Regions from separate parts of the Homo sapiens genome. Here region 1 is linked to region 2. Evidence: chromatin loops called from intact Hi-C (ENCODE). Cell type or tissue: natural killer cell. All regions are shown on one strand. Each heading gives the region's core, and the rest is flanking DNA. Links, peaks and the distances in the headings are about the cores only.

Region 1 (5,682 bases), core at 1,112-5,111, 220 kb after region 2:
AAACTGTTCCCTTTCCTGATCCTTATCTTAATTCTTCTATAGTAATCTACCAGGTTTTTTTGCTTATACGTATTCCCAAATTTGTGTATTTTTGGCCAGTAGGGACACGGCATGAGGCGTACTCTGATTACCGCCCTTCTGCTGGGTCAGTTATATGAGTTTTCCCAGATGGGCTTTTTCCACTCTGAGCTATTGATTGGTTGCCTTTGCTATAGGCTCAGTGATCAAATTTCCTGCTGCTGAGAGAGGGACAGAAAGGAAGAAGAGTAGTTGGTTGAGGCCTTGAGACACGTGGGGCCATCCCCTTAGTTCATTTGCCTTTATAAAAATAATGTGAAGGCCTATAGGCCACATCAATAGATGCACCAACATTTGCAATGCAAACATAATTCTAGTGAAAATAATCACACTACAATATTCATTTAAGCAATGCTTACTAGGATCCACCTTTATTTAGCAAGGCGCCGTGCTTAGCAGAAGAAAGCAAGCTGTTGAAAATATTCACTGGCCGGGTGCGGTGGCTAACGCCTGTAATCCCAGCACTTTGAGAGGCCAAGGCGGGCAGATCACCTGAAGTCAGGAGTTTGAGACCAGCCTGGCCAACATGGTGAATCCCCGTCTCTACTAAAATACAAAAATTAGCTGGGTGTGGTGGCACACACCTGTAGTCCCAGGTACTCGGGAGGCTGAGGCAGGAGAATCACTTGAACCCAGGAGGTAGAGGTTGCAGTGAGCCGAGATAGTGCCACTGCACTCCAGTCTGGGTGACAGAGCGAGACTCTGTCTCAAAAAAAAAAAAGAAAACGTTCACTGTTAGCTTCTGTGTTATTGCTCCATGGAGAGACCTGCAAATACTCTCAGGCTTCCTTCTTCCTTCCAGAGGACTGAGGCTCCCTTTCGATTTATATCCAACCTCTACACTTGAACTGCCTCCTTGTGTTGGAGGATCAATTTAGAATACTCTTCAAGTGTTTTCTTTTCCCAGCATGTTTTTCAGTTCTCTTGCTTGACTCCATGACAGCCATTCGTCAGCCATTTCCAATTTTACTTTGCTTTCACACCGTAGTAGAAATGCCACACTTCTAGTTATTTTTACAAGTATCACCTTAATACTCAAAATGCCCTCTAAAGTTTATTGAGGCCCTCAGGTTCAGAAATATGAGCTCGAGTTTTTGTTGGGCTTGACCTATTGACCCACGAGAGCATCTGGTGTGGTTCCTACAGCTGCCCTCCGCTTGTGGAGCCTTTTACCCACAGGAGCTGCCTTTGATGGACTTTTCTGGGAGGAGGGTTATTCCCGAATGGATTTCTCTCTGAAGACCCCACCAGGTCTGGCAGAGAAAACAATGATAAGGAGAAGGCAAACAGGGAGCTGAAGGATTGCTTCACAAGAACAGCAAGAACAACTACAATGAGGAAAATCGCTTTGAAGTGAAGCGAACCCCTGAACTTTCTCAGTTATTCTAACAATCAGAGGGAAGGGTGGAGGACCACAGCGGCAGAAGAGACGGCAGTGCATTTGGGCAGCACTGAATGTGGGCCTTTGCTAGTTGCACAGTGAGTGCCAGGTGTCCTGCAGCTCAGAATCCTCTCCTCCATCCTCTGAGTTCTATTCAAATGTCCACTAAAGCACTTATTGGCTGATCCCATTAGGCTGAGTTAATTTACTTCCCCTGGCTAGAGGGATCCTCAAAGATAAGGACCTCCTCCTATTTGTCCCTGAATCCCCAGGGCCTGGCCTAATGTGGGACCCAATAAACATCGGTAAATGCTGCTGTGGCATCCTGCACCCACTACCATCTCAGTACTCTCATGCCGTGTTGTGAATTCTCTTTACTTCTCTGCCCCCCCACCATGCTCTGTGAGAACTCAGGCAGCTGGGGTCCATTTCTTTCTTTCTTTCTTTTTTTTTTTTTTGAGATGGAGTCTCGCCTGTTGCCCAGGCTGGAGTGCAGTGACTTAATCTCAGCTCACTGCAACCTCCACCTTCCGGGTTCAAGTGATTCTTCTGCCTCAGCCTCCCGAGTAGCTGGGACTACAGGTGTGTGCCACCATTCCTGGCTAATTTTTGTATTTTTAGTAGCGATGGGGTTTCACCACATTGGCCAGGCTGGTCTCGAAGTCCTGACCTTGTGATCCGCCCGCCTTGGCTTCCCAAAATGCTGGGATTATAGACGTGAGCCATTGCGCCTGGCCTGGGGTCCATTTCTTAACACCTTTGCATTCCCAGAACCTTGAGGAGTGCCCAGGGCATGGGAGGCTGTCATCTGTGTGTGCAAAGTATACAGGAAGCCTCAGCTGAATAAGACAGTCATCCAGGCTCTTTCTCCCACCTTGCTGACATCTGAAGGGAGTCACCATTCCTTTGGCCTGTAAAGTCACCTTTACTGCTACGAAACCGCCTATAAAAAGTTGGAACCAGGCAGCTATTTTAGATGCCTCTGGTGAGGTGAACTGAAGAAATAGTTAAACGTTAGAAGGCCTGAGTTCTAGTTCTCCACTAGTTAACTATGTGATCTTGGGTACAGGAGTTACTCATAGAATGTGGTGACAATAATACCCATGATATCTACTTCATTGAATTTTTATTTTTTATATTTTTAGTGGCTTTTAAAGAAATAGAAAAGTAATGCATGTTTATGGTAAGAAGTCATACATTGTATATCATGGGTTTTCTTATTATAATGTTTTGCTGGGGCCATGTCCTCTGCTCCTTAGATTTCCTATTAGATATAAAAGTGAGACTGCAGACCTGACTGATTCTTTGTGGAGGAAACTTTGGATCTTGTGCCTGCTCTCTATCCAGCTCCCTGCTATTCAAACTGCTTCTTGAAGTCTTGACTTCCTCAGCTGTAGTTTAAAGAAAGTTCTTTCCCTTCCAGACTAGCTGTAGGGGAGCACAGCTTTTGCATAGAATTCAAGGTGGGGGCTTCAGAGAGATGGCAAGGGAGGGCAGCTCTGTGCCCCCTCAGCACTCCCTGGCAGGAGGCCTGTGATGTGACATCCCAGGGACCCTGGGTGTGCGTTTGTTTGGTCTTGGTTTCTAGGCTTCAGTGAGGGTTATTATCTTATTGTTTCCTGTTCCCTTGGCCTCACGTCAATTCTGTCTGATGCCTACACCTTCGAGGTCTCTGTTTTGACACGCGGTTTGTGGCTGGGAACCCCACAGTGTCCCGAAAACATTTGCTTGACCTGTTGGGGACATCCTTCCCCTTTTTAGTGAAACAATGCCTTCCAGAGCACAAGGGCTTGAGGGCTTTGGACCTTTCCAGCAGTGTCAAATTTAGATTCCAAATGTCAATCTTGCCGTGGCTTCATCCTTGACTTCTCTTTCTTGAGAATCTATGCTCTTTGGCTAACAGCTAAGGGCCAGTTAGCTGCCTGCTTTCACAGTTGTTGTCTGTGGAAATTTGATATCAGCTGTGAAGTGTGTGCCTGGTAATGAACACAGTACAGCTCTGCAAGCACTGTAGCTCATGGTGAAGTACTGCAGGCAGATTGGACAGGGATTCAGGAGAATCCTGAATTTAACTTGGAGAGGGGTCTGTTTAGGATGTTAATCTGCATTTCCTGTCCTGGAAGACAAAGCACAGAAGGTTTGGAATATAGCCTGTGTTTGGCTTTGAATGCCAAACAGGTGCTGACACTGAGCCTTTTCCACAGCTGCCCTGGGATGACACCTAAAAAATTGGTCATTAAAAGGAATCCCTGAGATGATGCTTCCCATCTTCTGGGGGGTCCTAGCTCCTCTTTGGGAAATAGGTGAAAGCTGTGTTCCCAGGAACATGCATCAACATGCTTACTGTTTTGCACTAGGGTCTTATTTTCATCTCAGGGAGACCCACTGGACCAAAGTCTCTAGCATCGTCGTAGCTTGCACACAAAATGGATCACACTGGTCATTTCCCCACCTTTGACACAGTGTCCACTCTCCTGTGGGCTGTGTTTGTGTACTTTGAGCAGTCTTGGTTACATCTTAAAGCCAAATGCTCATCAGATGCAGGAAGCACCCAGTCACTCTGCAATGAGGAAAACTTAATATAGCTGTAAACATTTTATATGGGTCTTTACTACTGTTATTTAACTAAGTCTCACATTACTGTGCACCTGGGGAGCTGTACTGTGCAGCTGGGTGACAGATGGATGGGTCAGGAACAGGAAGGGACCATTAGGAGTTCAGTGTGTTTGGAAGCATCCTAGCTTCGAAATCAGACAGACTCGGGCTTGACTCTTGGCTCTGTCCTGTAAATCATCTGACCTCTTGGAAACCTTACCTCATCTGCAGAATGGGATCAACACAATATGAACGTCAGCAAGATGAAGATTCATTAAACAATGTGTGCAAAAACCTTCCTAGAGTGTCCCATCAGTGTTTATGTAGGAGTGCCCCACTTGTGCAGGGCCTGTGGCTGGTCAGACATGGACTGCCCTGGCTCTGGTGTCAGCCCTGGTGCCAGTGCTTCATGCAGCTCATGTGCAGGTTTTTTCTTCCTTACTTGGGTTTCCTAATTTCATGCTCAAGGTTTGGCCATCCTGAGAAATTCTGATCTCCTTATATGGAGAGGATTTTGTGGCTCTGCTTGGGGCATGGGGGTTGCTATATAGCAGATGTGGGTGTGCAGACATCCCCCCAACCTTTTTTTTCCTGGAGGTTGCTGTGGCCAGGCCTCTCCTGTTCAGGGGAGGCAGCTGGCTGCACAGAAAGGTTTGGTATGGCAAGAGCTGGTGAAACCACCAGATCCATGTAGGGATTAGGCCCTAGACTTGCTATTTTCATGTGTTCCTCAAATGAGCTCAGGGCATAAAGGCACAATTTAGGAAACCTCATTTCTAAATACTTCCATCTGTGCTGTATATTGAGATGCAAAGGTTAAAGGAAACTCTAAGGGAAAATTAAATTCATGAAACAGATAAATCAAGTGTTTTGATTTTCTACCTACCTACCTACTTACCTACCTACCTACCTACTATAGATAGTAATAGAGGCTCTCCATATCCAGAAGGATGTTTGTTTATATACATCCATTATTATGGAGAGAAAAAACACTCTTCATCTCCCCAATCTGTCCATTTGTCCATCCATCCATCCTTCCATTTATCCATCCATCCATCCCTCCATCCACTCATCCGTCACACCTACTATATTCAAGGTACTGCGAGGACTAAAAGATTTTAAGTATCATGGTTGTCTTTTGTGTGGACCCAGGTTAGGGTAGTGCTTGAGTCCTTAGATTTTGGAGTCCAACAGACAACCTTGGGTTCATAGTTCTGCTCTTCATTCACTGAGGAAACTTCCGTAGATTATTTACTGGTTGAAACTACAGTTTCCTCATGAAAAAAAGGAGGAGGCGTGAGGAGCAAATGAAATAATACATATGAAGCAATTTGCCTCAGTTTGGGTGTGTATTAAATCCTCATAAAAGTAACTGGCACAATGTGAGACTATAATGAAGGCTCACTAAATAGAATATAATTGCATAATTGGTCTAGTGGCAAAGACAAAGCACCTCTGAAATGTTTCCATACTATTTCACTTGTAAACATTTAAAGTACTTGCAAGTTTCAGGCATACACTGTGTGCATGCATATGTGCATTCATGCTTTGTGAGCATATGTGTATGTGTGTGTGTGCATGTGTAAATCAAGGAATATGTACTCAATGGGGAAGACTTGCCCTACATG
Region 2 (5,682 bases), core at 958-4,957:
GAGTGCATTCTGCAACATAAGGAGATTTCTATCTCAGCCCTGAACAAGATTTATGATCTTGATCAAGTCTCTTTATAATAATGTCACAGAACTTTACTTGCTTCAATTCTAATATGAAGGATTGAACTAGTTAATCACTAAGGTCCACTCTAGTTCCAAAATTGTGGCATTCTCTTCTAACTATCAGGGAAAAATTGACTTATTCTTTGTTAAGTTGTAGCTTGCAGTAAAGTTTTTTGGGCATGAGAATTTTCAGCAAGGTGGTGAGTGCCAGGAAAGTGCTGACTCAGCACAATGCTGTCTGTTAGCCAGGAACAAAAATGAGGAGCAACCATAAATTTAATCCTTTAGCTCCTTCTCCCTGCAAAATTCAGAAGATGTTTTATCTGTAACAAAAGACTTGAAAGAGGATTCTCACTTTTTCCCTTAAAAGTTGTTACTCAAGTCTGTAGGTAACTTCAGGATTTTTGACAGAAGATTCAGATTTGCATAGTTGACTCAGTCTCCGGAAGATCCCTACACTCAAATTCTAAGTTTAGGGCAAGTGAACTGAGTGATTCCTAGAGGAAATAAACTCTCGCCTGAGAACAACAGCTGAAATAAAATCCCATAAGCCAGGAAAACAGCCACACAATTACAGTAACAGGTGGTCAGTTTCAAAACAAATTTCAAGGTCTGACTCGCCTGGCACCTGCTCTAGAACCACAGACAGCAGTTTGACACTGTCTGGGTCCAAGTTAGGTCATCCCTGCCACACCATAAGGAAGATTAACTACCTTTATTAGCAGAGCTAAGTCATGGTAGGTTAGAGGACTGCTTCTCTGTGGTAGTAACCCCTGTGTTCCCTGTCTGAGAAGAGGGAATAAGAGAGAATTTGGGAACTGGACAGGACCTTGCAGATTAACCATTAGGTTGGTGCAGAAGTAATTGCAGTTTTTGTCCTTAAAAGTAATGGCAAAGTGAAGCCGAGGGGAGCTAAGCAGAGATTTGCTCAGAATCACATGACCTGTAGAAGCAGAACATCCCCACCCCCATTTTATTGTGAAAAAATTCAAACACACAGCAAAGTTGAAAGGATTTTTACAAGACACAGCTGTATATGCATTTCCTGGATTCTACTGTTAATATTTTATTAAACTTGTTTATTTTCTAACTATCCCTCTATCCATCCTTCTATCACCTTATTTCCTGGATGCCTTTCGAAGTGAATTGCAGACATCTGTACTCCTTCCCCTAAAGCAGCATAGTGTTTTATCATCATTTAATAATTTAATACCTCAATTTTGTATACATTATGGAACCAGGAAACATTATAAGAAATCACTGGACCCCAAAAATGTTAATTAGCCTTGGCTAGCCTGAAAGAGAACACAATTTCCTAAGGTCCTAACTTTAAGGCACTTGAGGATTCTTACTAAGGGCAAATTCCTGAGATGACAGAAATACTAGTCAACACACATCAATGCCTATGTTTTTCCCTCCTCCTGGAATCCTGTGCTTTCCCCTTCCTGCTCCACCTGTTGAAATCCTCTCTTCATTCGTCCAAGAATGATCTCAGATGTCTGCAAGGAACATAAACCACTGTTACACACGTATTGTTTTAAGGAAAAAAGTTACTGAAGAAGTCTGAACTGTCACCTCCTTCCCAATCCCTTTCCTAAACCCCGAGTTTTAACTTTTCTCATTTTAATGCCCATAAACTTTCATTGCTATTTTTCCTCCCTCATTCTACCTTGTTGCAGTTTAGTGTTTATTTGTTTGTTTATCACGACTACTGCTCCTCCTCCTAATAATACTTATGGTTAATTTCTTTTTAAGGGACTATATCTTAAGACTATGTGTCTTCTGCAGTTCTTTGCATAGAGTCAACGTTGAAGGACAAGCAACTTCAAATTTCCAAGCAACAAAATTATGTTCGGGTGGTTTTCTGAAAGCGAGATCTTAAGAACCACCTGTATCAGAATCCCATGAAGAGCTTGTTTAGTGTGCAAATTTACAGATTGTCCCCCCTCAGAAATGCTCATTTAGGAGTTCCTGTCCTTTGCGGGGACATGGATGAAGCTGGAAACCATCATTCTCAGCAAACTAACACAGGAACAGAAAACCAAACACTGCATGTTCTCACTCAAAAGTGGGAGTTGAACAATGAGAACACATGGACACAGGGAGGGGAACGTCACACACCAGGGCCTGTCGGGGGTGGGAGGTAAGGGGAGGGAGAGGATTAGGACAAATACCTAATGCATGTGGGGCTTAAAACCTAGATGATGGGTTGATAGGTGCAGCAAACCACCATGGACATGTATACCTATGTAACAAACTTGCATGTTCAGTACATGTATCCCAGAACTTAAAGTAAAATATAAAACAATAATAAAAAGGAAATGCTCATTCAGGAGTTTTGGGGTGGGGGTTCAGGAGGCTGCAGCCTTAACAATTACCTCTGGTGATTTTGACACAGGTAGCACAGCAGCCAAACTTGGAGAGATTTGTTCACAGCACTGCATCACCAACCTTACTTTCTGTTAGGCCTTTAATCACTTTTTTTTTTTTTTTTTTTTTTTTTTTCTGAGACAGGGTCTTGCTCTATCACCCAGGCTGGAGTACAGTGGCACGATCTTGGCTCACTGCAATCTCTGTATCCTGGGTTCAAGCAATCCTCTCTGCCTTGGCCTCCTGAGTAGCTGGGACCACAGACATGCTCCATTATGCCCAACTAATTAAAAACATTTTTTTTAGAGGCAGGCTGGTCTCGAACTCCTGAGCTCAAGCAATCTGCCTGCCTCGGCCTCCCAAAGTGCTGGGATTACAGGTGTGAGCCACTGCGCCCGGCCTTTTAATCACTTTTAAACCAGCAACCCTAATCTGCCTGTCCCTTGAATGGATCCGGATAAAGGTGTGGCAAACAAGCCTCCTGTCACAGTGGGGTGTGACAGTCACGGCATCACCCCTTCACCACATCATGTGCTGCCAGTCATCACTTCTGCTGTTGCCACCAACCCTTGCGTTTCCCTTTGTCACTTCCCCCTTGCCACCACCAACGGCCACTGTCCCTCTGCTCCTCACCCTCCATAGCTGAGTCAGATCCAGCATTGGGCACTTGAGGAAGAAGCCACTGTGGAAGGCGGGATGAGGGTGTTCCCATTCTACATTCACAAGCCCACAGCTTGGAGAAGAAGCACACCTAATTCTGACCCTGGCTTCTGAAGAAGCTCTGCAAACCTGGCTAGAAAGTTGGGCCTGTGGTTTGAGGTTCCTGCTGCCTTTGATTTTACAATGAGTGGAAATTGAGGTTGAGTAACAGGTCTCTTGCCCAAGTATTAAGGGCCACCACGAAGCATACAGCAATGAAGGCAGGAGCTGATGACATGTGGTTGGTTCCCCCCTCTAGGCCAAGTATCTTTGTATAGGGAAGGCCGACATGGCCATCTTCACGGTTTGGTATTAGTGGAGTGTCTTATACATACTGAAATTTGTTTTTGTTTTCAGGTGCTAAAAGGATAATACCAAGGAAAACTATGGGTGGGGGCAGTGAATGGCCAGCATGCCTATAATCCCAGCACTTGAAGCCAGGAGTTCGAGACCAGCCTGGGAAACAAAGCAAGACCCTGTGTCTAAAAAAATTTTTTTAAAAATAAGCTGGGCATGGTGGCACGTGCCTATAGTCCCAGCTACTCAGCTACTCGGGAGACCAAGGTGGGTGGATAGCTTGAGCCTAGGAATTTGGGGCTGCAGTGAGCTATGATTGCACCACTGCGCTCCAGCGTGAGTGACAGAGTGAGATCCTGTCTCTTTAAAAGAAAAAACTATGATTCAAAGTGTTGTTTTATGAAGCATAACCTGCTTTATGTTTTGAGTTTAATATAACTTGAAATCAGTTTCTCTAAGACAGTGCCAGCCTTGCCATTTTTCAGTTCAACATAGATTTCTCTATTACAGTGGTTCCCAAACTTTAGGAGGCATCAAAGTCATCTGGAGGGCACAAAAACACAAATTTATGGATGTCACCCACAGTTCCTAATTCTCTCTCTCTCTCTCTTTTTTTTTTGAGATGGAGTCTTGCTCTGTTGCCCAGGCTGGAGCACAGTGGTGTGATTTCGGCTCACTTCAACCTCCGCCTCCTGGGTTCAAGTGCTTCTCCTGCCTCAGCCTCCCGAGTAGCTGGGATTACAGGCTTGCGCCACCACACCAGGCTAATTTTTGTATTTTAGTAGATATGGGGTTTCATCATGTTGTTCAGGTTGGTCTTGAACCCCTGACCTCAAGTGATCCACCCACCTCGGCCTCCCAAAGCCCTGGGATTACAGGCGTGAGCCACCATGCCTGGCCTGTTTCTGATTCTCTAGGTCTGGAAAGGGGCCCAATAATTTTCACTTCTAACAAGTGGCAGGATGCTGCTGCTGCTGCTGGTCCAGGGACCACACTTTGAGAAGTATGGTACTGTGTGGTACTTACCGGACCATTTACCATACTTCCTGCCTGCCTAATTGTGTCACAATATAGCCGTGCTTCTCAGGCCTAGCAATTCATTAGAATTACCTGTGAAGCTTTTAAAATGTAAGGTTTGGATGGAATGCTCAGACCCTACCTTAGACCCAATTAAGCCCACAGCTTTGAGGGTGAGGCTTGGGTATTGTTCAGAAAGATCCCCAGGTGATTCTAATGGATACCGAGGGTTGAGAACCACAGGCATATAGCAAACTCTGGCCCTATTCTACCTTAACATATGATTCTCATTTGACAAATACATATTGACCACCTAATATATGTCTTGAAAATGATAAAGTATGTAAGAAATGGTCCCTGACCTCAAGCAGAGATACATCATATGCCCAAATATTTAAACAAAAAGCTGGTGTGTGGGGTTTGTGCCAATTAGAGGACTAAACCATTACTGAAAACAGAAGGCTGGATGATTCAGGGTAAATCAATGCTGCACTTGATCCTCACATTGTTTGAGATAAGTTATGTATGCCTCTGCTGCACATGAAACGTATCCCTTTGGTGGGGGAAATTGCTCATTTATTGGTTCGTTGAGGATGTTCCAACTGATTCACCATGGTAGGTGTGATTGAACCATGGAAATGATGGAACATTAAATCAATAGCTAGTCAGCTGGTGACTATTCCTTGGCTAAGTATGCTATTAAGGTTCTGTTTCAGAAGTCCCTGTGCTCAATGGAGGTGAACCTTTCCAGTGGAGAAATACAACATGAATTATGTTTAGAAAATGCTTCAATCTGGGGTTTTAAATAAACAGTCCTTAAATATGTATAAAAATCTGAAATTATTTTAGAATCGAAGGGAAAAAACAACCGGGTCCAAAAACCAAACCATATTTAGCTTAAAAACACGTTCTTATTTGCATCCACTAGAATACAATATAATTTAATGATTCAATGACAGCTGGCCCATGAAGGGCAGAGTTTCTAGAAAGGAGGAAATACCCTCTTTGGGTGTTACTTAGGTATTAAGTGTATTATTTAATTCATTGTTTTATTTAATTTGGTTATATCTTTTTTTTTTGAGATTTTGTTTTCATGTTGGGTGGGTAGTTTTTCTAAGAATAAGAAATCCCAATGACAACAAAATGTCATTGTTTTTAAGAGAAGGAGATAAATACATTTTAAACTGTTATATTTATTTATTTTCAAAAAATGCTGGAGGCATCATGTTAGCAATT

Evidence for each region. A loop is a pair of places that touch in the nucleus more often than their neighbours do. Peaks named below come from ENCODE experiments on the same cell type or tissue, not always from the same donor. Only the 100,000 strongest peaks of a DNase experiment are listed, where the experiment ranks them.
Region 1: it touches region 2 in a loop (3-fold over the local background); 6 of 110 quality-filtered maps call a loop at or near these places.

The regions. Positions count from the first base shown.
Region 1 is chr2:136,223,082-136,228,763 of GRCh38, forward strand. No RefSeq gene overlaps it. Among named protein-coding and RNA genes, the nearest start is that of CXCR4, 110 kb to the left of the region's middle. In natural killer cell, for the core only: no CTCF peak of the experiment used is centred there; a DNase peak (open chromatin) is centred at 3,100; H3K27ac peaks cover 851 bases.
Region 2 is chr2:136,005,378-136,011,059 of GRCh38, forward strand. DARS1-AS1 (DARS1 antisense RNA 1) reads left to right here. Exons shown (of 4, transcript NR_110199.1): 4 at 1,819-2,165. Among named protein-coding and RNA genes, the nearest start is that of DARS1, 23 kb to the left of the region's middle. In natural killer cell, for the core only: no CTCF peak of the experiment used is centred there; a DNase peak (open chromatin) is centred at 2,964; H3K27ac peaks cover 1,656 bases.